Regions from separate parts of the Homo sapiens genome. Here region 2 is linked to region 1. Evidence: read pairs that join two places in POLR2A ChIA-PET (ENCODE). Cell type or tissue: K562. All regions are shown on one strand. Links, peaks and the distances in the headings refer to the core of each region. The heading gives the core; the rest is flanking DNA.

Region 1 (11,418 bases), core at 2,571-6,570:
TGGAGCGTGATGCATGTCCATGTGCAGTATGTGGAATGTGTTCAATATACAGAAGGTACTTGCTGTCGTTAGAGTTTATTTCCTTGGAATAATGATGGTGATGATATGAAGAAGTCTTATGTTTATATAGCTCTTCAAAATTTACAAAGGACTTTTAATTATCCTCAAGAGAGTCGTATGCATTTAAAGAGCTGGTCCTGGAGAAACAGGCCTTGGCTTCCTTACAGGCAATTGATTTTTTTTATTTCAAGAAAGATAAGTCATTTCTTACTCCTTACTAACACTGATGCTTCCGTTGTGTGCCACTAAACAGAGGCATGGTCTTGGTACAAAGCCCTGGGGAGAGCACAGCTATCTCCTCTTGGTCCCAATGCCCCCACCTGACCCAGACCAGAGATTCCAAGAGAGGCAGTGGTATGGAGGCCCACCTGGCACGTGCTGCGTGGAGATAAGGAGGGGCTGGACGCGTATCCCTAAAATGGAAGAGCTTTCCCATGAACCCCAGTTCCTTATTCCTGGACCTTAAACAGTTTATCATTTCATTGCTGTCTTTTGGTCTTCTGCAGTGGGTTGAATGGTGTCCTCCTCCCCAACAAAAAACACATCCACTAGGAACCTGTGACTGTAATTTTATTTGGAAAAAGAGTCTTTTCAGATATAATTAAGAAAGGCCGGGCTCGGTGGCTTACGCCTGTAATCCCAACACTTTGGGAGGCCGAGGCGGGCAAATCATAAAGTCAGGAGTTTGAGACCAGCCTGGCCAACATGGTGAAATCCCGTCTCTACTAAAAATACAAAAAGTTAGCTGGGCGTGATGGTGGATGCCTGTAATCCCAGCTACTAGGGAGGCTGAGGCAAGAGAATCGCTTGAACCTGGGAGGCAGAGGTTGCAGTGAGCTGAGATTGTGCCACTGCACTCTAGCCCAGGCAACAGTACGAGACTGCATCTCAAAAAAAAAAAAAAAAAGAAAGAAAGAATCTCAAGATGAGATCATCCTGGATTATTCAGGTTGACCCTAAATCCAATGACAAGTATCGGTATAAGAGATAGAAGAAAAGATAGGGGCACACACAGGAGAGGGCCATGTGAAGACGAAGGCAGAGATTGGAGTGAGGCTGCCACAAGCCAAGGGATGCCTGGAGCCACCAGAACTAGACAGGCAACAATGAAATTTTCCCTAGAACCTTCGGAGAGAAAACATGACCCTGCTGAAACTTTGATTTTTGGAGTTCTAGCTTCTAGAACTTTAAGAATAAATTTGTTGTTTTAGCCACATCGTTTGTAGCAATTTGTTTCAGCAGCCCTAGAAAACTAATATACCTTTTCCCTCTCTCTCTCTAACACACACACACACACACACACACACACACACACACACACACACACACACTCACACACTCTTCCACCTTTAAAAAAAAAGAAGAAGATGAAAACAACATTAAGGGGGAGAAATACTGAAGTATTCATATGCCCAGAAAAGTAACGTCTCCCCTACTCGAGGGCGAGACCCCTGGAAAGAATTTCTCCCTCCCTACTCTCTTTCTCTGCTCCCTCTAAAAGGTTGGAGAAAGGCTGTCAGGTTTATTCAGCTGTTTTACGTGCTTCCCCCATTTGTATTCCCTTCCAACTCATCCATTTCTCTCAATCACAGAAGGGACTTGCCGAGCAAAGCCTGACATTTTCCAGTTCTTGGGTCTGTGCCTGGAATCAACAGCCCTCACCAGGAAGGCAGAATGAATTCCCAGGATGTCAGCACAGAAGCCCTTGGGCTGCCTGGCTGTGGCTTCCCTTCCCGCCCCTGGAACCAGTGCAGGGTGATGCCAGGCTCCACGTGAACAGATGAGTGCTCCCTGAGCAGGATCATAAATCCTGCCTAAGCAGCCCTGGTGGCTTCAGGAGAGTCAACACCAGAGTGGTCCCCTTCACTCAGGATGGCCAACCTTTAAGAAAGGTTAGACGGATTTAAGGTGCAGCTTTGTGTCTGTTTGCTGGCCAAAATTTTAGTTTACCCAAAGCCCACAAGACTTCTGAAAGCTCCCTTATCCATGCGTGGGTCCAAGGTTTCCGTGATGGAGAATGTGGCCCCAGTGTAGCTGACATCACTGGTTCATCAAATGAGCTAGACTTGATGCAGAGTAAGCAAAAAAAAACAAAAACTGATGCTCCTCATCATTACCTCAACTCACCGACATATATATCTATCCAATTAACAGCTTTCTTGACCAGGTTTAGGTCCTAATAAGCAGTCTCATTTTTTTAGGGTTAAAAAAAGTCTAATTTAATCTAATATGAAAGCTCTAGGGTCTCCCATTTAAAGATTCTTGCCCTCAGTCCAGTGTTGACCTGCATTAGTCTTGGAAACCCACATTGGAGGAGATAGCAGAGTGGTCTGCTTCTTCAGGATTTGTCTCCCACCCTACACTCATCTCCCACCCCCTAAGCTGACTTGTTCTCCATGGGGAGACCTGCTCTACCTAGAGGAAGAGCAGGGAGATAAAGTGCAGGAAGGGGAGACAGGGCCCAAATGCTAGCTCTGATTATGGTGAGTTCTGTGAAAGTGTCCCCCTGGGGAACCCCCTTGGAGTCCCCTGCCCACTGCATGACTCACAGGTGCAGGTGATGCCCACTGCATGGCTCATGGATACAGAGGTGCAGGTGATGCCCCCTGCATGGTTCATGGGTGCAATGGTGCAGGTGATGCCCCCTGCATGGCTCCTGGGTACAATGGTGCAGGTGATGCCCCCTGCATGGTTCACGGGTGCAATGGTGCAGGTGATGCCCCCTGCATGGTTCATGGGTGCAATGGTGCAGGTGATGCCCTGCATGGTTCATGGGTACAATGGTGCAGGTGATGCCCCCTGCATGGTTCACGGGTGCAATGGTGCAGGTGATGCCCCCTGCATGGTTTGTGGGTGCAATGGTGCAGGTGATGCCCTGCATGGTTCATGGGTACAATGGTGCAGGTGATGCCCCCTGCATGGCTCATGGGTACAGTGGTGCAGGTGATGTCCCCTGCATGGTTCATGGGTGCAATGGTGCAGGTGATGCCCCCTGCATGGTTCACAGGTGCAATTGTGCAGGTGATGCCCCACAGGCCTGCCATTTTGATTGTTCCTCCCAGCTTCTACTTTTGGAGATCCACCCTTCACAGACTCTTCATTTGTGGTCACTTCTGGCTGCAGGTGGACCTGTTGGGAGGGACCCTTTCAAGACAGCTCAAGCTTCATGACCTTCTGCAGCAATTGCTCTGGTTCATAGGGAGCACACATTCACCCCTCTGAACTCGGAAAAGCAGGCTGCTTATACTTTGTTCTCCCACCCTATACCCAAGGGGGCCTCAGGTCAGACTTTTGTTTTCAGAATGCTACAGACAGGCTGAGATCAGGCACCCTCTCTCTCTGGGTCCTCCAGATTCCAGGGGCCACATCATGTTCTGCAAGTATTTCTCTAAAAACCCCTTCACCTGACTTCAGGAACCCCTGTCCTTTTCGTAACATGGGTGAGGGAACACCCAGCCCTCCAGACCATCAGGAATCCTGCCTTGCACCTGCTCCCTGATCGCTCTCACCCCTGGCGCAGAGCCTGCAGGCAGCCCTGGGCTCGAGGTCACACGCTTGGTTTAGGGGACCCATAGGCAGTCCTCCGTAGATGGTGCAGCGCCTTTTGTAGAGTGCAGATGCATTTGCTGCCTCTGAATCTCCTCTTTGGGGCATCAGCAGAGGACTCACTGACTACATGACTACACCTTCAGAGTACTCTCATTCCCCCAGTCCTCCCTGTGGCCATTCTACAGCCCCTTTAACCCTCGCTGCCTGGTGTCCATGCATTCTCCATCAGCTCACAAGCTCCCCCATGGAATAACTGATGAGCTCCAGTCCTAAGGCTGTCTCGAGAAGCTACAAATTCTGCCAGTCAATGTCACTAGTGTCTCTGTCCCTCTGGGCATGGTGACTCTCACCTGTAAGCTACTCGAGAGGCTGGGGCAGGAAGATTGTTTGAGCCTGAGATTTCGAAACCAGCCTGGGCAACATGACGAGACTCCATATTGTCTCTGTCTGCCCTGGCTCCTGATGACTTCTCCGGAGAGAGGGCTGAGATGGGGTCAGAGAGAGGAACAACAGCAAGGTGCCTGTGGGCACCTCCATTTCAGGGAGGTTCCTCTTCACCTGCAATGTGGGGCCATGGGTGCTTTTCAAGTGCATATAAGAAGACTTGGAGTCCACCCTGGAGAGTGCTTCTCTGGCTGAACTCCCAATCTAGTCTGCGTGAAGGAAGGCAGATTTCTTCTGATAACAATACTTTGACCCAAATCTCTGCCAAACAGTGACCTGGGGCTATGACGCTACGTCTAGTCAGATTCCCTCTTCAATACGAATGGTACCATGTTCCAATCATTCCTTCTGGAGTCGGAACAGAGGAATATTTTGTTCGTTGTCCTGTTGGAGACAAGTGGGAAGTCATCTGGCGAGGAGGGAGAAGGTGAGAGGGTGAGAGTTTGAGGCAGAGGAAGGGGCAGGAGCCCATATTGGGAACTGCAAGCGGTAACGCTTAGCTGGTTGTAGCATGCATGGGGGCGTTCGGGAGAAGGGGCAATGGAGAAAGCCGAGGCTGGGTGAACAAGCAAGAAACCAGTTATGTGGGGTTTTGATGGTCATGCCAGGGATTCTGAGTTTTGTTCTAAAGGCAATGGGAACTTCAGCTATATTAGGGGTTTTAAACAGGGATGACATGAGCAGCTTTATGTTTTAGAACAAGTACTCTGCCCCCTGAAGCGTTGGTGCCTCTCTCGAGGCAGGGAGGCCAGGTATGAGGCTGCGGCAGAAGACCAGGGAGCGGTCATGAGGCAGTGAGATTAAGAAAGTGGGATGCCTTGGAGAGAGAGCCAGGAGGTGAGGTCAACAGAGTGGCAATGTTGTGTAGTAGGAGGTAGGAGTGAGAGGAGCCTGGCTTGGGGAAATGGGTGGATGGTGGTGGCATTCCTTGGGGTAGGGAACACAGCACGGGCACATGGTGTGTGTGGAGGTGCACAGTATGATCTGGTTCCTGTTGGGGTCCCCCACCCTGCTAAGAATGGTCCTGGACCCCCCACTTCACTGGATAGCCCTCTGTCCCTCGCTTGTCCTCATTTCACTAGGGAATAGCACAGTTGTAGAATAATTCTCAGGAGTGGCTTGTCCCTCCTTCCTCAGCTAGGGCCCAATGGATACACCCACCTCGAGGCCGGATCGTCGTAGTGTTGCAACGGCACTCCCTGTCTTGGGATGCCCTTTGGGTAAGACAGCTCCTGCAAGGTGTGGTGTCTATACACGTTGGAATAAAAAGTACCTTTGAGGTCTGTATATTGGATGTTCTACCCTGGTGTAGCTCCATTTGGTCTGCCACTTGGGGAAATTGGGTCCGATCAGAGGTCTAATTTTATCAGACGTACAAAGCTCTTATTTAGCTTTTTCTTTGTTACCTTTGCTTATTTATTTAGCACACTCAAAGTTTAAAAACGTAATAGACTGAAGAAAAATCACCTATGGCAGGGGTTGGCTAAATATCAATCCTGTTTTCTCTTCCAGGCACCCTGGGAGATTGCATTTCCCAAATTCCATTCTACTTAGGCTGGGGCCAGATGACTGGGTTTTCGCCAGTGGAATGTGGCTGGGAGAGATTCAAGCTGCTTCTGGGCCTGGCATAAAAACCCGACATGCTCCTTCTTCCCCTTCTGTGACAACGTGGAAGTCCACGTGTTTAAGATGGTGGCAGCATAAGATGGAAGGAACTTAGATTCCTGAGTCACCTCCTGGAAGTGAGCTACCAAACTGCTTTCCATGTGATTTGAGTAAGGAATAGGCCTATATTGTACCAAGCCACTGAGATTTGGGGGTTGTTGTTGCAGTTATTTATCCTAACATACTAATACAGCAGTAGATCAAGGTATTCTTCTATGACAGTAAGACCTCTCTTCTGCTGATTTTCTGTATTAAAACTTGCCTGCTGGGTCATGGGCTCATGAGAGGACAGACAGGACATCGTACAACTTCTCTAGCTAAGCTCATCAGCCTCTCATTGTACTACTTTGAAAACAGAATGCACATATTTTAATGTGTATATGCACACAGACATATTTCTAAAGCTAATTCTTGAAGTATGCACTGGCTGACAAGTACATGCTTCGAAGGAATTTGTAAATACTAGACCACAGTCAAGAAAAACAGAGTTCAAAAAATCTGTGTGCTTCCAGACAGGATTTTTTTTCAGAATTGGAAGTATAATGACGACCCCTCATGGGGCATACCCTGAAACCAACCCTCATCTCAGTACTTCTCTTTTGGAGGGAGCGACTTCTGTTGTACCTTAAATATTCTCCCCTGTCACCATCATCACGGGGACAGCTTGGCATATCTTTCCCTCCCTGCTCAAGGGTCAGCATGTAAGCAGTGGGGACTCAAGGTTAAGATGACCAGAGACAAAAGCGAGGAATCAGAACCATTGTGTATGTAAACAGAAGACTGAAGTTACAATACTTGACGATTTTTCTCTTCTCTAAGGGAGGGAAGTTAATTTTGTCCCCACTGAAGGGTTTTTACGTGATGTATCATCAGCGGAGTGAAGGGTGGGGAACCTGTTTCTATGAAGGGCCACTGAAACCACAGGCAGAAAAAAAAATCACCATATAAGATTTCTTTTTCGAGGCAGAATATCACTCTGTTGCCCAGGCTGAAATGCAGTAGTGTGATCTCGGCTCACTGCAGCTTCCACTTCCTGGGTTCAAGTGATTCTTGTGCCTCAGCCTCCCAAGTAGCTGGGATTACAGGTGTGCACCACCATGTCCGGCTAATTTTTTTGTATTTTTAGTGGAAATGGGGTTTTGCCATGTTGGCCAGACTGGTCTTGAACTTCTGATCTCAAGTGATCCACTTGCCTTAGCCTCCCAAAGTTTTGGGATTACAGGCGTGAGCTACTGCACCCAACCACAGTATAAGATTTTTTGAAAAATTATTCACATCCCAAAATAAATTATAAAAGCTCATTATTTCTAGTTCATAGCCATGTAAGAGAAATAGATGTGGACCTGTTGGTATAGAGGTAGGGAGTTGTAGCTGGCCCGGTCGAGACAGAGATGGAAAAGAATTGGGAAATGATGGCAAGAAAAAGCCCCTCTCACTGTCTCCCTTCCTCTTTCTCTCTCAATTTCTTTGTTTCAATCTCTCTTCCTCTCTCTCTCTCTCTCTCTCTCTCTCTATGCACATGCCCTAAAGCTATCACTCATATTTTAAAATGAGAAAATATTATCTGAAACGTCTCTAAAATGCTTTACCTTCTCCCCAAGATCTGGAAACCGCAGGTGCTTTGGAAAGTTTCTCTTTTTCTCATTTTCTGATAAAAAATTCAGGTTAAAAACACCCAGCTCCAGGTTTTAGTCAACCCGTGTATATATAAATGAGCTGTGGTACTCCTCATTTCTAAGTATAAAGTCGTTCTCTCTTTTTCTGGTTTTAAAAAACTTTTCAGGCTAAAATCACAGATTTGGGATTTAAATTTTGTGTGTTGTTACTAGAAAAGCCTCTGAAACATGTGGATTTATGCTGTGTATGCCAGATGGGCGGTAGTTGGAACCAGAGCTGACTCATGGTTTGGAAGCCACATATTTCCAGTTTGGGGTTGTGTTGTTTTGCTTTTGTTTTTAAACCCGGCATCTTTCAATAGAGCTTGGGAGAGGAATTAGCAGAAGAGGATTCCAATCCATTCACCATTTGGGTGATCTGGATCCCTGAATTTTGCAGCTCTGGACTGAATCTCCAAGTGATCACCTAGTTCTTGCATTCAAAGCTTCTTGGACACTGACTGACCCTCACTGGGGCAGAGCCGCCCTAATTTGTAGGGTGTGTTTGTCGGCTTGCTGTTGCTCACTGTCCTTTTTAGGCAATGGCCCCTCTGTTGCTTGACAGCTTGTGATCACCTGCAGAGGATGGGAAGCGACAGCTGAGCCTTGCGTTGAAGACATAAGCTTCTGAAAAAGGTTTGGGGAAGCAAATTCAATGCCGCCTGAATTTAGATGACTTATGGATTCAAACCCTACCTTTATTAGATTATTTGTGGGTTGAAATTCTAAAGTTAATTCAATCAAACATCTAGTAAAAATGTTACAAAATCAGCTACATGAGTCTGACATCATTGAAATGAGACCCGCTCACATAATTTGATTATCTTTTCTCCTTACGGTCGTCACTGTAGAAATTTTTGCCCTACATAGTGAGGAAGCTGGGGCCATGTGCCGTCCAACATAACAACTGAGCTTAAACCAGAATCCCTCATGAGCTTCAGTTTTAATATACTCAAAATATTATGCATTACATGGAAATAATACATACTTGGTATTTAGGGACAGAGTCTCATTCCGTAGCCCAGGCTGGAGAATAGCGGTGCAATCATAGCTCACTGCAGTTTTGAACTCCTGGGCTGAAGTGATTCTCCTGCCTCAGCCTCCCAAAGTGCTGTGATTACAGATGTGAGCCACTACACCCCACCACACTTGGTATATTTATACCTGTAAAATATTAGAATAAACAAGTATCCTTGTAAATAAGAAGTTGACTTCTTGAGTTGGTTTCATTATGAAAATGCATATTACAGACACATTTCCTCCACCATCGTTTAAAGAAACTGAATATTCACAATTGTCCTGTTTGTTGCCTCTGACTAATATGACTTACAACAGGATGCAGGGTCAGGACAAAATGAGAACTAGAGCTGGTTCGTTTGTATTCTGGGGTATTTATACTCTGCAAAAAAATGATGCTCCTGTACTTGCAGTGTGTATCCATAGATCATAGTTGAAATTCTACACCGAATGAACTTATCAGCTGCCTTTTTTCATCACGTTCATTGCCTCTGACAGATCTATCCCCAGCTGGTGTTGACTTCTCCCTACAGTGCAGGGAGATCATTAATCTTGTATGTTCTCTTACTCCAAGGCCTTTTTTTCTTCTTTGCTGAGGTTTTAAAACAGATTGTGCCTGTTTCCACAGGCCTTTGAGAGATCTGTCATGTGTCCTCTTTTAAGCAGGTTGTGTAAAAACCAATTACTTGAGTATAGCTGGGGTCATGGGCATTCTGTTACCAGGGTGGGAACCTTGATTTTCTCATTCTTCCCTATGTCAAAATCAGAGTGAGGGCACTACCAACAGAAGCATTTATTACTTAGCAACTGAGAGATGCTTTCAAGACATTCTGATTGGTGATTCTTCTCCAGGGTTGGGGGAGTATCTCCATCTTGCCTCCTGGGCTGCATTGATAAGGAGCTGGACACCTCACCAAATCGTGAGTGAGAACTGCCCATAGTGAGTGAGAATGCAATTCCGAGGGCCTCAGTCACCAACGTAGACCTCCTTGTAGCTGAACTTGGCAATTGGCAAGTCTCTCGGCTGTGGAGAGAGAAAGATTGTGTCTGCACAAGCAGAATAGAGAAGTGCAATAGAATTATCTAGTGGAGGCAGGTGTTTAGAGAACTGTCAATACTTGTTGAATGAAAGGACAGGTGTACAAAACTGGACAATACACCTTAGACTTAATAAGCACTTCCTTCCCAGTAGCTGGTTATTTGTTTCTTCCCAAATTATTTAGGGAATCATCTCAACTGCCCATTTTATATCATCTCCATTTTCCGTAGCAAGAAGCTTATTGCTTTAGTATCATTATTTAAAAGTGACAAAGACACACCACTTATTGAATGTTTATACTGCTTTCACCCCACATTAAAGCTCTTCATGAAATTAAAAGCAAATGATGACAGAGCTGCAGAGACCAAGGCTACATGCTCCCGTCAGACTTAATCCTCCATCAAAACATATCTCTTCCACGTTCCTTTAACCTGGAGACTGAGAAGTGGGAAGTGACCCACAGGGGCCCACTCAAAATCTCCTTTAAGCTCTCATTCTGAGACTTTTGGTACAGGCACCAAACAGATTGCTTTACTACATTGACAAATCCGTGCTGAACCCTTTTCCGTGCTCAGTTGTGACATTTTATTTGGACCCTCTCAGTCACCAACAGTGCTGTTCATTCTCTGATTGACATCCTTTGTTTTTTGGGATTTGATGCAAAGCACTGCAAGCTCTTGGCTGTGACCTTGGATTAACAATCTTGGTTGTCTCCTGGCTGTACCTTCAAGTCACCTGAGTGTACATCTTTCTGATTATATTTGGTCCCAAGACCCTTCTAAACTAATTCTGCCCCCTCTGGTGGAGATTTTTACCAGGTTCAGCCCAACTCTTTGAAATGGAATAAGACAAAAGGCCCAACCAATAGGGTGGTTAACAGGAGAATGTTCATGATTTAAAAAGAGTTTGGTGATACATTGGAAAGAGTCCAATAATGCATATGAAAACACTGGCTTATTGTTGATCTCCATACACTTTTTTTTTTTTTTAAGACTGAGTCTCACTCTGTTGCCAAGGCTGGAGTGCAGTGGTATGATCTCTGCTCACTGCAACCTCTGCCTTTTGGGTTCAAGTGATTCTCCTGCCTCAGCCTCCCAAGTAACTGGGATTAGAGGCGCCCACCACCATGCCTGGCTAATCTTTGTATATTTAGTAGAGACAGGGTTTCATCATGTTGGCCGGGCTGGTCTTGAACTCCTGACCACAAGTGATCTGCCCACCTCAGCCTCCCAAAGTGCTGGGATTACTGGTATAAGCCACCGCGCTCGACCTCCGTATACTTTTAAAATACTACTGTTGTTACTGATAAAAGCCATAATAAAAATAAGTAGCTGCTGTTTAAAAGTGTTTGTGATTTGACTGTCATGGGGATTTTTGTCTGGATTGGAGGCACCGAGGTTCCCAGGCAGGGAGAGATGGGGTTTTCATCATGATCTCTGAGGGAGCAGTTGAGCCTGTGCAGGTGGTGAGCACTTCTTCTGGGTTTATTGAGCACCTGCTCAGTGTAGGGAAAAGTTTTATTATTATTATTTTTACTTTAAATTCTGGGATACATGTGCAGAATGTGCAGGTTTGTTGCATAGGTATACATGTGCCATGGTGGTTTGCTGCACCCATCAACCCGTCTAGGTTTTAAGCCCCACATGCATTAGGTATTTGTCCTAAAGCTCTCCCTCCCCTTTCCCCCAACCCCCGAGAGGCCCTGGTGTGTGATGTTCCCCTCCCTGTGTCCATGTGTTCTCAATGTTCAACTCCCACTTATGAATGAGAACATGCAGTGTTTGGCTTTCTGTACCTATGTGAGTTTGCTGAGGATGATGGTTTCCAGCTTCATCCATGTCCCTGCAAAGGACATGAGCTCATTCTTTTTTATGACTGATTATATACTATTGTATTACGTGGTGTATATGTGCCACATTTTCTTTATCCAGTCTATCACTGATGGGCATTTGGGTTGTTTCCAAGTCTGCTATTGTAAATAGTGCTGCA
Region 2 (11,418 bases), core at 3,649-7,648, 120 kb after region 1:
TTTATTCATCATGGATTTTTCTATGTTCATTTTAATTTTTGCAATATTGGAAATATTCTAAACATTTAGAAATATTGGAAATATTTTATATCTTGATCGCTGAGTTTTCTGGGATCCCCTCATGGTTTGCATCCCAGGTGAATTGCCTCTTCCTAGTCCCAGCCCCCTTTAAACCTTGCCTGAGTCAGGGGTAGGACTGATTTGAGACTGGCCAAAGACACTAGCTCCGTTATTTCCCACTAGTCGAAAGGCGTTGTTGAACTATTCCTCTAGTTAGTAACTGTTAAAGCCCAGATGGCATTCATATTTTGGCCTTTGCTCTGTCACAGCTCAAGTCATCGTCAGTGCCAAGTAGAAGAAGTAAAGGAGGCTTAGTTCTCTTGGGGGGAGTGCCAATTTTGTAGACCTTGATGGTCCAAGAACTGCCCAGGCCATGAGAAGATACAATGAGGGCTGTGGTAGAAGCACAAGTTTAATTTTGATGCCCAGCCCTAGCTGACGAGGTTTGTAGAGGAGCCTCAACCTCGTCTCCCACCTTGTCCAGCTCATAGCACACACTTGGCTGTGCACCCAGCGTACCCCCACATTCCCACCGTACGTGAATCATCATCCCCAGTGTGTCCCCCAGTGACAGGCTGCACAGGTGTGATATTCATAGCTGCCGTTTGAGGATGTAGACGGGTGACTGCTGGTGTTTCTGGAAAAGCCAGCTATTTCGTAATTGTAAAATTGACCTCTACTCCACAGCTTCACTGCACACTGGAGTATTTCCTGGCAGATCCATCTAACCCAAAATGAGATTACATTTCCTGGCAAGAAGTGGGCAACTGGTTTAAAATCTCACAGCAACCGCATGGCTCAACTTGCAATATTTCTTTACATTCACTTACCCAGGTCTTTCTGGGTCTATTAACTGGCAAGGTTAAAGGGGCAACATTGGGAGCTTGGGGTCCTACCTTTTGAACCAAGAGGTCAGTGAGAGACGGCCTGACTCTGTTAGTTTTAACTTTTCCTCTCAAACCTATTCTCCCTCCCCCATATGCCTTTCTTCAGGAGCTGTCGTCCTCACCTGGACCCAACCAGTCATTCCCAGTGTTACCTCCTTCATTATTTAGAGCCCCTCTGCTGCCAGAGCGATCCTGTTCCAGTGCTGGTTTGGCCATGCCATTTCACTTTTTTAGAGCCTTCTGGTCTCCCACCCTCACTGGAATTCTGCCCACCTCCCTGCTCAGGGCTCATGCTCTCCCTGCCTGGTTGTTTGCAGTTCAGTCTCAGCCTCTGCGGCTTTGCACACATCATACCTCCAGTCTCGCTCCAGTCTCCTGCCTGGGGGTGACTGCCTGAGCTCTGCCCAGGCAGCATGGTGGTGGGGTCTTAGGGTCCAGCATCTGGGCTTTTTACTCCTTGCCCTGATGTCAGCGGGGCACCAGCCCCTGCCCTCTGACCTGCCTGGTAGCCTCGAGCCTGGAGCTTGTCCATGTCATCCCCCAAATAAGACCCCTGCATATCCTGGTGGCAGTGGGCATGGGGACCAGTTACCCCACTGGACAAGTTGGGAAGTCTTACTGCCTCTTTTGTGACATCTAATCAATCTTCCTGATTGATTCAATGCCCTGTCTCCCACCTTCAATGACACTCTAGCGGGGCCTGTAATTCGTGAATCTGTCTGGGGTTCTAGAGAGCAGATGAGCTTATTTAGCATCGGTAACCCCTTTGCTGCAAGCACTCACAACTCTCTCAGTTTTGCTAACATCCTTGTTCTGACTTCATTTTTCTCTTCTGTAAAATGATAAAAAATTTTACATTATTTTCAGTTCTGTTAAAGGAGTGGAATGAGCTAATCTCTCAGGTGACTTTTAAGCCCAGGATTATTTTATGATTAGTCAAGGAACTTAGGTTTGGGGAAGTGTTGCGTTAAGTTTCTCTTTCTTTTTTAGTTGACTTTGGTCAGAGAGGGATCGGGGATTGTTGGCACAAGGAAAAACTGGCAAATTAAGGTACATTTATTTTTAGGTTAAAGTCAAATGTTGGTTGTACGTATTAATCTTTTTTATGATTCTCCATGTTAATAGGCATTTTAATTAGTTGACTAATGACAATGATAGTGTGTTGGATAAGAAGCTTTGTGAAAGGAAGCAACCAGGGATTGACACTAGAGAACAGAAGGACCCACTTAACAAGGCGTGAGTGATGTCACCCTCTTGTGGAGGCAGTAACCACATTACCTGCATCTCCTCCGTGACTTGGTAGGTAATGGTGTAAGGTTCAGGGACAGATGTTATTTGGACCAATTAAATAGCTTAGAATCCTTAAAAAAGACCAAGTTTTCATTATGCTTTCCAAGAGTGGACTGTAATTTTTATTTAAGTACACACAAACCACAGAAGTCTGAACTGTACTACTAGTCAATGTATGTAACTGTTCTTTGGCAAATGGGACATCGCCCTAAATTGCTACTTAGGGGGCCATGTGCAGCCACTGCTGGCAGCAACAAGTCACCGGGCAGCGCTTTCCTGGCAAGCGGGGAAGGGATCTTAGCACTGCAATGATTTTGGAAAGGAAAATGAGCAGATGTGCCCCCGCCTGACTCCCCGCTTGCCTTGGGACTCATTTGCACATTCTAGGGGCTTGGATACCCTAAGGCACACAGTTGCTTTTGGTTAATTGTTATTACTGCATGTGTAAGGAGAACTCTGGGTAAAATTGCCAAGCCTTGCGCCTGGCCCCAAACTGGAAAAATCTTTCAAACAGAAAATGAAGTTTAGTTTGGCAGCCTCATAGATCATTAGCCTGAAAATGTACACTTGGCCTGGCTGGTAGGTTGGAGGAAAGGAAACAGGACTATGCAGGGTTTGCATGCTCTGCCCAATGAGGCCAGCCTCCTGGCCCATGGGCCCCATAGAACCCAGGCCTGACCGAATCTCTGCTTGGGACCAGGTGTTCCTACCCTATCGTTTTGCTGTCAGGGGAAGGGCTGGTCCTCCCTGGTGGTATCTCATTTGCCCAGCATGAGCATTATGCTCTGTTGGATGGTACACTTTGTCTATTCGGTTCATGCTCCTCCCATGGCTGTGCCAGCTCCACCTGACTGCCTCGTTGCCCATGACCTTGGCCTCCCTTCTGACTCTTACTACCCCTACACAATCAACACCAGGACATTGAACATGGACACAGCTGTGGTTTCTTCTTCCATCTGAGGCCCTCCTTCACAAGCCTGGGACCCTGGAGGATTTTATCTGATTTGTTGCACAGCTCTCATGCATGCAGTTAACCTAATTTCTGACGTGGCTCAATTTCATCCCATGTGGAAGGAAATGTGCCAATCTTTGGACCTCCACAGCTAGGTTTGGGAGCATGTTGATATCACTGATGATGTGTGGGTTACTCAGATTTATGTGGCAAGTTTGCTTGGTAAGCCAAACCATTGGGGGCACAACCCCCTGCTCTTTCCAAACTGTGACCAAAACTATCTGCATCTCAAGGTGTTCTTTGAGCAGAGGTTATCTACTCAAGCGAGGGTTCATGCAAACAAAAGTGTCAGTCACAATGTTGACTCTGTATGAGGGAAGGGGGGAAGTAGGGGGAGATGCTGGGGTCTTGGGGGCAGAGCAGATGGGGACTGACAGCCTGAAGGATAAGAAAGGAGAAGGGAGGATTCCAAAGAGTCAAAACAGACTATTCAAAAATCGATTTCTTGGATTTTGTGTTGCCATAGCTCAAAGGGGAGCTGAAAAAAGTGGATGAGGGGTGGCCATGCCTTTGGGGTCAAATATGTGGAGTCTGAATCCTAACTGTGCTGGTCACTTACTTTGAGATATGACTCTGTACCTCAGTTTCTTCTGTTGTTGCCACCATGAAGACTAAACAACCCATCCTCACGTTTGCTCACTGGCACTTCTGGGAGTCTGTTTCAAGGCGTGGAGTGGGCATCATTGCAAGATCATGATGACAAGAGTTTGAGTCCAGGGTTGTGTGAGCTCACTGCAGTCCCTGGAGGGGAGATGCTAGGACTTCAGCAGGCACAGGAGAAGGGCATCATGTGCCTATGGACTGGAACAAATAGAGCATGAGCAAGTAATTTAAGAGAAAATAACTTAGGAGGAAATCCAAGTCGAAGCCAGGCAGGCTATCTTTTTCTTTCCCTTCCTTCCTTCCTTCCTTCCTTCCTTCCTTCCTTCCTTCCTTCCTTCCTTCCTTCCCTCCTTCCTTTTTTTTGAAAAGGAGTTTTGCTCTTGTTGCCCAGGCTGGAGTGCAATGGCATGATCTTGGCTCACCACAACCTCCGCCTCCCGGGTTCAAGCAATTCTCCTGCCTCAGCCTTCCAAGTAGCTGGGATTACAGGCATGCACCACCATGCCTGGCTAGTTTTGTATTTTTAGTAGAGACGGGGTTTCTCCCTGTTGGTCAGGCTGGTCTCAAACTCCTGACCTCAGATCTACCCACCTTGGCCTACCAAAGTGCTGGGATTACAGGCATAAGCCACCGTGCCCAGCCCAGGCAGGCTGTCTTAAGGAGCAGAGTATATTGTGTTTACTGGATCTTTCCAAATAGGGCCCCAGCAGCTAGACACTGAATGCAGATGCCCTCTGAGCAATGAATAATGGAGCACCACACTTGGATCTGGGCATTTAAACATTTATTAATACAGGACATTCCCCCTCCTCCTCCCCCTTCTCCTCTTCCTCCTCCTCCTCCTCTTCCTCCTCCTCCTTCTTCTTCTTCCTCCTCCTCCTTCCTTCTTCCTCTTCCTTCTTCCTATTCCTCCTCCTTTTCCTCCTGCTTCTGCTTCTTCTCTCTGTCTTCTTTCTTTTTTTTCTTCTTTTTCTTCAGCAATTGCCTTATTCTTTGGGATCAAATTGGTTAGAGATTATTTAAAGCTATATATGAACATATAATTGGCCACTTCTTCCTGATGTGGTAGTTGTGTGTTTGAATTTAATAATTCTAAATACAATATTTTATATTCAGCCCCACTAAATTTAATCTTGTTTGTTTTGATCTCTTGTTCCAACTTGCCAAGATCGTTTTGAGACTCAGCTCTGTCTTCCAATATATTATGTCACCCCCAGCTTCAAATTTGATATTCATGTTTGATAAACTTTAATTAACATAAATGTTGAAAAGATAAGGTTGGGATCTTCTACAAAATCTGTAGCATTCCATTAGATATCTTCCAGTTTAATATCAATCCTGTAATCCAATCTCTTTGGGTAATTGCAACCAGCCAGCTATTGATCATCTCACACAATATGTGGGATACACAATCTACTCCTCTTTAATGGTAACGGGCATGCTGCGTAGGCCAAGCCTTTACCTTCCATCCTGTCTGCACCGCATCCCTTCCAAGGGAAGCTTCTTTACCTAACCTCCTTCTCAGGCAGCCTGGGTTTATATTCTGTCATCACACCCCCTTGCTAGCTAACCCTGACTCCACAGCAATAATCCTATTAACTTTGGCCTAATGTAAAAAAACTGGATCAATCATATCCTCTAATTTTAAAATCTGAACTAGGAAAATAAAAAGAATTTTGTAATTTGCAAGTGATCGGGAAGTGAATGGATATTGTGGGGTTAAGGTGGGGCTGAGGCAAGCCAAGGCTTCTTTCTTTCTGGAGAGAGACAGACAGAGATAAGGAGGAGGTTTTGGGCTTCTTTTGTATCTTAGATTACCCTGAGAATCTTACAAAAGCTACAGACTCCCCTTGCAGAGAAATGCATAAATGAACAATTTGCTTACAGTTTTAAGATGTTTATAGACCTTCCAAATTTTGGAGAAATTGGCCCTAGAGAAGAGATAATAAAGTCAATACTGTGAAAATGAAGAGGATATACAGAAATAAATAGGGTTGGAGAGAGATGGATACCCCCAGACCTGCCTCATTTGCTGAGGTCTCCGGGTCTGATCCAGACCCTTCCACAAAACCTCCCTTCTCTTGAGATAAATTGAACGAGTCCCAGTTACTGCAGCTAAAGGTGCCTGCCTGAAATAATCAGGTCAACATCTACTCAGTCATTGGAGTCCTAAACCCTAGAGTCCTATCTCTAACTCCAGACATCACTTTCCAAAGCTCTGTGCTTGCCCCATGACCCTTCTTACTGTGCTGATATTCTGGGGTGAACCCATCCCTCTGTATCATTTATTTGCCTGTATCCTAATGATTTCTATACCCCTAGCCCAGAATGCTCCCCAAACCTTGGACTCAAGTATCCAACCACCAGCTGAACATCTCTACTTGGTTGTCCCATAAATAATATAAATGCAACATGTTCGAAACTGAACTCATAGCTTCCTTACAGACAACAAAAGAAATAAGCAACAATTTAAAAAGGCTCACACAACGGGTCTTCTCTATATATGCTTTGTGTGTTTGTTTGTTTGTTTTGTCAACAGTATCCATTCCAAGAAACCTAAGAAACATCACAGAAACCCTTCCCTCACCTAACCTCAGTCCAATCAATCACTCCGTTTTGCCCATTCTATCCTTTGGAGAGTTCTCATACCTGTGTGTTTCTTTCTCCCCACTACCACGATCCTTATTCCACCATCCTCATCCATCACCTGGATGAGGTTTGTTGCAAAATAAAACCCTAATTAGTCTCCCTGTCTCCAATCTTGACCACTCCAATCTGTCTTCCAGCTGCAGCCACATGCTCAGTTTAAGTTACAAATCTAAGACACTCCCATTTAAGGCTCTTTGGTAGTTCCAAGTAATCTATGAGATAACGTCCACAAGTCCTGTAAGACATAGGGACCTCCAAGACCTGCCTCCTGCTTATTGTCCATCAGGCCCCATCTCCTGTCTCTCCCTACCTGACGCTTTATGGCTCCAGCCAACTGACCTTCTCACATTTCCGGCCCAGACCATCCTATTTCCTGTCCCAAGACTCTGCTGGGGATATCCTTCTACAGGTGGAAGTTTTCAGGTTCCTGTTCAGCTGAATTCCTTTGGAGGTGGGGGTGTTTTGGAAAACTACATACATATATACAAAGTTACTGATGCTGTCATAAAGAAATGAGGAAGAATTGTACATCACAGACCATATGGCCAAGCATAAAACCCCCTTTGAAGATACCTAATTTATGGAATTTATCTAGTGTTTACTGTCTAAGGTGCCCAGCGTTCGTCTGATGGTCTCTTCATGGCTCCTTTATACTCCAGTTGACTTTTACCCTGCAACCTCGTCAGCAATGCTGTCCAGCCTTTCCCTTCTCTTGTATTTCTCTTTGTCCACTCTAGATTTTCTTTTTAAAAGTATAGTTTTCTTTTGAATTTTTCTACCAGCATCCTTCAGCTTAGCACTCCATTAGCAGAAGCAACATTTCTCCAGGGATGTGTCTTTGTTGGAAGGCAAGGTGAATCTGAAATAATACGTGAATTTTAACTAATAAGTGAACTTTGAAGAATATATAAATTTTTAAATAACAGTTTTTTTGGTTACAAAAATTTCTGCTCAATGAAAAAATGTTAGAAATCACACAGAATTATAAAGGGGGTTATAACAATTACCACATTGCTAACTACCACCGGCATAACATATAACATATTTCTCTCTTTCTCTCTCTCTTTCTCTCTCTCTCTCTCTCCCTCCCTCCCTGTCTGCCTCTATCCCTCTCTTTCTGGTTGGGTTTGAATCCCCACAAGAAACCAGGAGGAATCTCTCCTAGGACCTCCTGGAATGCTGAAATCAAGTCTAACTTGCAAAAAATTCTGATGACAGTTGAATGTTTTCTTTTCTTTTGACAGAAGTAAACTGCCACAACTTGGAAACCCAGTGGTACTCATTCCCTTGTTTTTAAAAAATTGATGGATTAAATATTGAATAGGTGATATATTCATGGGGTTCAGAATTTTAGGAGTATAAAAACTGGTCTTAAATATGTCTGCAAATTCTTTGACCCTCTTCCCATCAAAGACAGAGTCTAATTTCTCTCCCCTTGAATATGGCTTGCTCTTAGTGACACAGTTTCTTGAGTATCCATCCAGAGATTTTTATGCACTTGAAAAAGATATATATTCTTTTCTCTCCTTTTCACTCGTTGTTTCATATCTTTTTTTTTTTTCAGCTAGCAGCATATATTGGAGATCTTTTGTTCTTTTTTACACCTTAATAATATTTCCTTGTCCAGGTCCCTTTTTAATGGACATTTAGGTAGTTTCCAATCTTTCTCTCTTACGTTGTTGCAACAGATAATCTTGTACATACATCATTTTGCATATGTGTGGGTACAACTGTAGGATAAAGACTGTGAAATGAATTGCCAGGTCAAAGGGTAGGCACATTTGTAATTTTAATAGATATTGCCATATTGACCTTTGCGTCCATCCAATTTATTTCCCCTCCAGTGATAAATGAGTTCCCTTTACTCCAGGCCTCACCAACTGAGTATGTTATCGGGGTTTTGGATCTTTGCCAATTTCAGCAGCAAATAATTGTATTTCAGGGTAGTTTTAACTTGTATTTTTTTGTGAGTGCTGTGAACATTTTTCATATTTTAAAGAGCCTTATTATATTTACTTTTCTATGAACTGTTTATATCCTTTACTCATTTTTAAATGGATTAACCATCTTAAAAAATTAATTTGCATGAAAACATGCATGGTGGGGAAATTAGGTCTTTGTCTGTGATGGAGGAAGTAGATATTTTCCTGATTTGTCATTTGTCTTTTTGACTTTGCTTGTAATGTTTATTGCATAGAGAATTTTCATTTTATGTTTTCATGATAGAATTTTATTAACCTATTCTTTTATAATGTCTGAATCTTATGTTGGATAAGTTGTTCCCATCTCAACTTATTAAATATCCTCTCATGCTTTCTTCTACTATTTTGGGGTTTTGATTTCTTACATTTGGAATTTATCCAGGTGTAAGGTGTGAGGCACGGATCCAACTTTATCTTTTCAAGATGGCTTCTTCTGTGTTGATTCAACACCACCGATCAAATAATCCACTTTCTCTTTACTCAATTGGGATGGCATCTATATAATGTATTACATTCCCAGATGTGTTTCAGTTTATTTCTGGATTCTTTATTTTGTTCCATAGACGTGTCTGTCTGTTCTGAGGCAGTACCATACTGTTTAGTTACTGCCATTGTAGAATATAGAGTTGAGTGTGACAGCTCTTTTAGAATTTATCTAACAGGGTTTCCAGTTTTCACTGTATACCATCCTTGCCCCTCAAAAAGAGTATGTATGGTGGGCCCTCTGTATCCACAGATTCTGCATCTGCAGATTCAACCAACCTCATTGAAAACATTCAGGAAAAAAACACAATAAAAATAACAATACAATGATGAAAAATATACAAATTTTAAAAACAATACAACAACTAATTACGTAACATTTACATTGTATTAGTATTATAAGTAAGCTAGAGATGATTTAAAGTATATAGGAGGATGTGCATAGGTTATACGTAAATATGGCACCGTTTTATATCAGGACCTGAGCATCTGTGGATTTTAATATCTATGGGAGTCTTGGAACCAATCCCCCATGGACACTGAGGGACTGCTGTATTTTAATATCTGGTATATATATTCCCCATTCATTGTTCTTCTTATTCACATTTTCTGAAATAAATCTTGTTTATTGGCCCATATGAAATTTTGAATCACTACGTCTGCATTTTTAGAAATGCACATCTGAGGTACATGTTTACCAATACCTTTAAAGCTTGGATCCTGTGGCTCCTTCCTTCCTTCCTTCCTTCCTTCCTTCCTTCCTTCCTTCCTTCCTTCCTTCCTTCTTTCCTTCCTTCCTTCCTTCCTTCCCTCCTTCCTTCCCTCCTTCCTTCCTTCCTTCTCTCTCTCTCCCTCTCTCTCTCCTTCTTTCTTCTTTCTGAAAGGGTCTTGCTCTGTCCCCCAAGCTGGAGTGCAGTGGTGCAACCTTGGCTCATTGCACCCTCAGTCGCCAGGGCTCAAGTGATCCTCCCACTTCAGCCCCTCAAGTAGCTGGAACCACAGGTGCATGCCACCATACCTGGCTAATTTTTTGTAGAAATAGGGTCTCCTGGTGTTGTCCAGGCTTGTCTCCAACTCCTGGGCTCAAGCAATCCTCCCAACTCAGCCTCCCAAAGTGCTGGGATTACAGGTGTGAGCCACCATGACTGGCCTGGCCACTTTCTTCCAAAGGTTTTTATCTCTTTCACATTCAATCCTAAATGGTTCTCACTGGTTGGTGAGAGACGATTCTAAGGGATACAACTTCTATTACTCCCTGAAGGTGAAATTATTAGCAAGATAAGTCAAAAAAGCCATGTATTTGGGGTACACAGTCTTTATCACTGCCTGGAGACTTTAAATCCATCACTAGTAATGGGCAGATGTTAGGAGAGCACCAGTAATACCCTCCGTCTGGTGGGGCAGCCTATGGTATATACTCAGTCTCCACTCACACACAGTCCCCTGGGCTTTCCTCTCCATATGTATGGATTTCCATACTCATTTATTCATCAGCTATTTTGGGGGAACCCACTATGTGCCAGGTACTGTTATAAGTAATGGTGATGCAACAGCGAACAAAACAGATGAAAAATATTCTCTGCCTTTGTGGAGCTCACTTTTTAGGTAGCTGATAGAATTTGCTATAAAAAATATATATATATATAGTGTATATCATATATATTATATATATCATATATAATATATATATCACATTTGCATGCACACATATATGTTATGTATATATTTATATTATTTTTATATGTATATATTTTGTGTATATGTATTTAAAAATAAAGCTGTACTCTTCCTTTGCCAAAACCAAGTCAAGAGCTGCAGGCCAACATCATAGATATCTGTCGTTCTTGGCTGCTCAGCATTCTTTCCTCTTCCTCTGACTTTCCTTTGGGGAACCATCTTTCCCACCTCTGGGGATGAGGAGGCTCAATGATAGTACCTCACACCCTTGCTCTTTGTGATTGGACAATAATTATGTGCTTTGTTAAGCCAGAAGGAGACCCCAGGACTCTTTCTGGAATAATTTAGGAAAAGGAATTTTTCACACTGGGTTTACTAAGCTGATAGAAGGTAAACTATACTCTCTAGTGACCATCTCAGACATAGTTCAAGTGTAAAAAGTTTATTGAGGATAAAGTCAACACAAGAGAAAGCAAGACCAGGAGATTTTACTTCTATTTTACTGACATAATTTGAGCTCCTCAATCTACCTGATGTGGTTTGGATTTGTGTCCTCATCCAAATCTCATGCCAAATTGTGATCCCCGATGTTGAGGTGGGGCCTGGTGGGAGGTGATTGGCTCATGGGAGCAGATTTCCCTTTTTGATGCTGTTCTGGTGATAGAGTTCTCATGAGATCTGGTTGTCTAAAAGTGTGTGGCCTCCCGCCCCTGCTGCCCTTCTTGCTCCTGCTCTGGCCATGTGATGTGCCTGCTCCTCTTCTCCTTCTGCCATG

The links. Peaks named below come from ENCODE experiments on the same cell type or tissue, not always from the same donor. Only the 100,000 strongest peaks of a DNase experiment are listed, where the experiment ranks them.
Region 2: POLR2A ChIA-PET joins it to region 1 with 5 read pairs; 3 of 35 experiments call an interaction of 5 or more read pairs at or near these places.

The regions. Positions count from the first base shown.
Region 1 is chr6:14,029,967-14,041,384 of GRCh38, forward strand. No RefSeq gene overlaps it. Among named protein-coding and RNA genes, the nearest start is that of CD83, 82 kb to the right of the region's middle. RefSeq lists an enhancer at 4,950-6,149. In K562, for the core only: no CTCF peak of the experiment used is centred there; no DNase peak of the experiment used is centred there.
Region 2 is chr6:14,147,351-14,158,768 of GRCh38, forward strand. It overlaps the pseudogene RNU7-133P. Among named protein-coding and RNA genes, the nearest start is that of CD83, 35 kb to the left of the region's middle. In K562, for the core only: no CTCF peak of the experiment used is centred there; a DNase peak (open chromatin) is centred at 6,031.